Linked DNA regions of Homo sapiens: region 1 is linked to region 2. A link is a loop called in an ENCODE intact Hi-C map of the cell type or tissue named here. Cell type or tissue: IMR-90. All regions are shown on one strand. Each heading gives the region's core, and the rest is flanking DNA. Links, peaks and the distances in the headings are about the cores only.

The links. Hi-C counts contacts between places; a loop is a spot of excess contacts. Peaks named below come from ENCODE experiments on the same cell type or tissue, not always from the same donor. Only the 100,000 strongest peaks of a DNase experiment are listed, where the experiment ranks them.
Region 1: a loop joins it to region 2, with 3 times the contacts of the local background. A loop is called at or near these places in 3 of 110 quality-filtered maps.

Annotation. Positions count from the first base shown.
Region 1 is chr17:20,205,398-20,208,206 of GRCh38, forward strand. It overlaps SPECC1 (sperm antigen with calponin homology and coiled-coil domains 1), which reads left to right. Exons shown (of 15, transcript NM_001243439.2): 4 at 1-515. Among named protein-coding and RNA genes, the nearest start is that of SPECC1, 200 kb to the left of the region's middle. In IMR-90, for the core only: no CTCF peak of the experiment used is centred there; a DNase peak (open chromatin) is centred at 1,384; H3K27ac peaks cover 309 bases.
Region 2 is chr17:20,127,024-20,129,832 of GRCh38, forward strand. The region is part of intron 3 of SPECC1 (sperm antigen with calponin homology and coiled-coil domains 1); the gene reads left to right. Among named protein-coding and RNA genes, the nearest start is that of SPECC1, 120 kb to the left of the region's middle. In IMR-90, for the core only: no CTCF peak of the experiment used is centred there; a DNase peak (open chromatin) is centred at 1,198; H3K27ac peaks cover 1,420 bases.

The DNA of each region.
Region 1 (2,809 bases), core at 283-2,782, 79 kb after region 2:
GAGTAAAGAATGAAGAGCCCACCACTCAGGAAGGAAAAATTATTGAACTGGAGCAGAAGTGCACAGGTATTCTTGAACAGGGCCGCTTTGAAAGAGAGAAGCTACTCAACATTCAGCAGCAGTTGACCTGTAGCTTGCGGAAGGTTGAGGAAGAAAACCAAGGAGCTTTAGAAATGATTAAACGTCTGAAGGAAGAAAATGAAAAACTGAATGAGTTTCTAGAACTGGAACGGCATAATAATAACATGATGGCCAAAACTTTGGAAGAGTGTAGAGTTACCTTGGAAGGGCTAAAAATGGAGAATGGATCTTTGAAGTCTCATTTGCAGGGTGAGAAGCAGAAAGCCACAGAGGCCAGTGCTGTGGAGCAGACGGCAGAGAGCTGCGAAGTTCAAGAAATGTTGAAAGTAGCCCGAGCAGAGAAAGATCTACTGGAACTGTCTTGCAATGAGCTCAGACAAGAATTACTAAAGGCAAACGGTGAAATTAAACATGTTTCCAGTCTGCTGGCCAAGGTGAGAAGAGACAGCTCTTTACTGGTATTTGCTCATCCTTGTTCACATTTCTGCCCTTAACCTCTAAATTCACAGAGCACAGAGAAGCATTTGCTTAGTCTGTTTCATTCACGAAGCCAGCATTCCAGCTTGAAGGCCTGTTAGATTGCACACAGGTTGGGATTGGGGGATACAAAAAGGAAACACCCAAATTTCTGATTATGGGCGGTTCAAAATGTGGGGATGTAGAGTCAAATCAGAGTATGATGCAGTGATAAAAGAATATCATACAGCCTATGCCCAGGCTCTAGTCTAGTGCAAAGGAGGGGCATCTGGTGTAACGTGGGGGTTGGGCGTAGCACAGAAGGACTTCCTGGAAGAAATAGCAACTGAGCTGAGTTCTGAAGATTGAGTGGGAGTTTGCCAGTCTGTCAGCATGCTTTTAGCTGCCAGTAACAGAAAATGAAATCACTCCCAATTTTCAACTAAAATATTACCACTATTTTGGTGTTTTCTTCCAGATATATGTGTGTGTATGTGTATCATACAAGTTACACAAATTTATAATCATCCTGTACATGTTATTAACTTTTTTTGCATTTGACATTTTAGAAATATTAAAACTTTTCTCAGCATATTCCTATCATTAAATATTCATTTAAACATTATTTTAAAGGCCAGATACTATTTTAATATAAATATTTCATATTTACCCTGTTGTTGAACATACATGTATTGTCAAACATTTGTGGTCTTTCCAGTCTTTCAATATTATAAATACTTTTTTATATCTATCTTACTGTTTATTTAGGAAAAATTCCTAGACGATGACTTACCGAGTCAAAGAGTATAAACATTTTAAAGACTTTCAACACATTCAGCCAGATTGCCCTTCAGAAATATTATGCCAGTTTATTCATCCTAGCGGTCATGAGATCATGAGCTTTCCTGAGCCTTTGCCAGCACTTGGTATTACATTGTTATATCATTTAAATCTGTTAATCATTTCATTTTTTTAACCTTTTTTGCTTGGGAAGATCTTCCATAGCCCAAGAGCAAATAACTTTTCTCAACACTTTAATCAGCCTGTAATTTTGTTTTTGATGCAAGAATTGTGGTGATTTTATGATATTCTGCCCACCTCCCAGAGCAGTGCTGGAGAGGTGCAGAGAGATGGCCTCCTATTTCTTGTTCCCTCCAAGTTCTGGGTCTGATTTAGGGATCTACTGGCAAGAGAGATTCAAAACATCTTCCTACCTTAGTTTAGGGGTTGTCATTGTTTCAAGGAGCAAATTATGCCATGAGCTCTCAGGGAGATTTTTCTCCACTGCTTCGTCTGTCTTAAGATGAGTCTGTTGCAGCCTGATTCTGCAATTTGGCCATCTGATGAGCTTAGTGGTGGGTCATGTTAAGGAGTTTCTCTCTTTGTCTGTATTCTAAATTTGTAGGTATTTTATTGAAAGTACGGAAGTAATTCCATTAGAGGTTACTAGTCAGGCTTGGCATTGGGTTTTAATATCTTGTGGAGTAAGATTATTCTTTTTTTACTTTAAGATTACTCACTACTCTCTGGCAAAATGTTTTATCTCCCATGTGCACCTTCTTGAAGTTCTTTATCAGTCCCTCTGTGTTTTTGGTAGTTTGGCATTACATTAAATGTGCATATCAGTGAGAAATAATTTGACATCTTAAAAATAGCTTATTTTTTTCTGATCATAAAATATTTTTATTACAGACGATTTAAAAAGTACAGAAAAGTATAAAAAAGAAAAGTATTACCTTTAATTTCACCACTTGGAGAAAAACTGCTAACCTTTTGCTGTATGTCCTTTCAGGCCTTTTCTCAGTTTATACATGTTTGAGCATGCATAAAAACTTGCATTGATATGATTATGATATTTTGTCTTCCTATCCAGAAGAGTAGAGTATGTCTGTCCACATTCCATTACAAAGAATCAGTTGGATTAGTTTATCTATTCCACTATTAATCTGTTTCTGATTAACTTGTTTCTACTTTTATCTTTATTAATTTTTTTGTCTTATTTTTTGTACATTTTGGTTTCTTGACTAAAATTCTTTGTTCATTTAACTTTTTTTTATCCTTGGTTGATAATGAAAGCATTTAAAGTTATAGCTTTGGTAAATAGAGGCAATAAAATCTGGAATCTTCTGGAATAAACTAAATGTAATTTAAAGGAAAGTGTGCATTTTCTGTAGAGTGCAAGGCACAACATATATGTTTAAAATCAAACTGTTATTATTCATGTATCCTACATCTTACTGCATGCTAACTAGAAGTATCAAATACTGATAGT
Region 2 (2,809 bases), core at 81-2,580:
TCACTTTCATTCATGCTCTGATTTTTCAAAGTTTATCATCTAATGTGCTTTGCTTTGTATGTTTCTTTTCTTCAACTATTATGTTTTTAATCTTTAGTCTGATTTCTGTGCTTTCAAATTATTTCTTCATGACTTCTTGCTCAACTTTCATAGCTATCAAATCTTGAATTTCAAATGAGAATGCAAATTGCAGATTTTTTTGAAATCTCCCATTTCTACCAGTAACTTTGTTTCATAGGTGCATATTTACTTGGAATCCTCAGCTGCTCCCCCTTTTATGATCTGCCAGAGCTTTCCAGATAGATCTAGAGAGTTTTCTGTGATCACCTATCTTTACAGAGGGAAGCTAGTATTGGTCCAAAAATCAGAAATTGAGAGGGATACTACTGGAGAATGTGTGGTTATCAGGTCATCTTTTTTTTTTTTTTTTTTTTTTTGAGACAGACTCTCACTCTTTTGCCCAGGCTGAAGTGTAGTGGCGTGACCATAGCTCACTGTAGCCTGGAGCTCCTGGGCTCCAGCAGTCCTCTTGCCTCAGGCTCTCAAAGTGATGGGATTATAGGCGTAAGCCACAGCGCCCAGCCAGGTCATATCATTTACGCTCTGTCGAAGGAAGAGGAAAAATTTTTGCATTATCTGGGGTGAAAGTAAGGAGGGCATTAAAGCCTGAAGTGCAATTTTGCCATTTTTTTCTTTTCTATGTATTTTGTTTTTGTTGTTCTCATTGTTACTTTAGTGCCTGTTGGAAGGTGGCCTTGTCCTCCCCTTCTGCTTGCATGATGGCCCCTGTTCTTATCAGCTGGCCATGGCTGTTTCCCTTGTGTGGCCTTCTGTGCATGCAGGCAAGGAGAAGGGAACACTAGCAGGCCTTCTGAAGCTGCTCATGGCAGAGGCCTCAACTTAGTAGTCCAGTTACCCTTTTAAATGATGACGATTCTGTAATGTGCCCTTTAATATCCTAAAATGAAATTCACCAGTCCATATACATTACTGAAAAAAATCAATATAATGCTGTACCTATAATGTAGAGAAGAAATAAAAGGCAAATAATTTCTAATGAAGTGACATATCAGTGTGTAAGTGCTGGAGCCTGACTCCACTAGAAGACAGATGCTTGTACATTAGTGGAGATTGCTGCCTTAAGCTTGAATGCTACAAATGAGACTGACTCATGGGTGCAGTGTTGAGAATTCAAATACCAGGCGTGTTGACATCAGTGACTTTGAAATGTTGACAGCTCAGGGTAAACATTTTGAATAAAGCAAAGTACTGTCTTTCCTTAAGTTACATGATAGTTGCATTCCTAGAAAATTCAGTGTATAATAGCAATGCTGTGTGAAACTGCTTTGTGTTTCTCTGTAAAACAGAGTTAGATTCTGGATGTAGGTATTTATAACTGTGTTCTCCTATTCAGGAGTGCTGTCAGATCACAAGGAGGGAGCAGGAAGCAGGAAGCAGGCGTGCCCCTCATATTTGCAAGGCTTGGGGCAAGAGTGCAGCGGGGGCCATCTGTTTATTCACAATATTCTGATATAATTAAATATTCTAGTAAAGGAGATCAAGTGTCAGGGATTTCAGATGACCTGGTAGCTTGTCGATCTAATGACAATAATTTTCTTACTCATTTTCATCTTTTTTTTAATCAGTAATGGGTGAATTTTGTGTGGTGAATTTTATTTTTTCTTCCCAGCTTCCCCCAAGTTCTACTTTAGTATTTTCTCATTTTTATCACTTTGAAATTTGTAATTCTTCTCAAAGGTTAAAAAAATTAATGATATTCAAATATAATTTTAAAATAATTTTTCTTCAAAATAGAAATTAAAGTCAATATAAAGGGTGAAATATATTTCATATTTTTAAATTTTTTAATTTAATTTTTTATTTTTAGAGACAGCGTCACACTCTGTAACACAGGCTGGAGTGCAATGGCATGATCATGGCTCAGTGCAGCCTCAAACTCCTGGCCTCAAACGATCCTCCTGCCTCAGCCTCCAAAGTTGCTGGGACTACAGCCATGCGCCACCATGCCTGGTTAATTTTTTAAATTTTTTTGTAGAGACAGGTGCTCACTATGTTCCTGGGCTGAAGCCATCCTTCCATCCTGGCCTCCCAAAGTGCTGAGATTATGGGTGTGAGCCACTGTGCCTGGCCTGTTTTGTTTTTTTTTGTTTTTTTTTTTTGAGACGGAGTCTCACTCTATCACCAGGCTGGAGTGCAGTGGCACCATCTCGGCTCACTGCAAGCTCCGCCTCCCGGGTTCAAGCCATTCTCCTGCCTCAGCCTCCCGAGTAGCTGGGGACTACAGGCGCCTGCCACCACGCCCAGCTAATTTTTTTGTATTTTTAGTAGAGACGGGGTTTTACCCCGTGTTAGCCAGGATGGTCTCAATCTCCTGACCTCGTGATCTACGCACCTCGGCCTCCCAAAGTGCTGGGATTACAGGTGTGAGCCACCGCGCCCAGCCAGATTTCTTTTTTTTTTAGCTGTTGAATTTTGTGAGTTCTTTATATGTACTAGAAACTAGTTCTTTATTGGATATGTGGTCTGCAAATATGTTCTTCCAGTCTCTCTTTTATCTTTTCAACCTTATAACAGGGTCTTTCACAGACCAAAAATTTTAAATTTTGATGAAGTCCAACTTGCTAATTTTCCCTTCTATAGATTGTGCTTTTGATGTCAAAATTCTTTGCCTAGAGCCAGTTTTGTTGTTGTTGTTGTTGTTGTTTTGTTTGTTTGTTTGGTTGTTTTGAGACAGAGTCTAACTCTGTTGCCCAGGCTGGAGTGCAATGGCACAATCTTGGCTCACTGC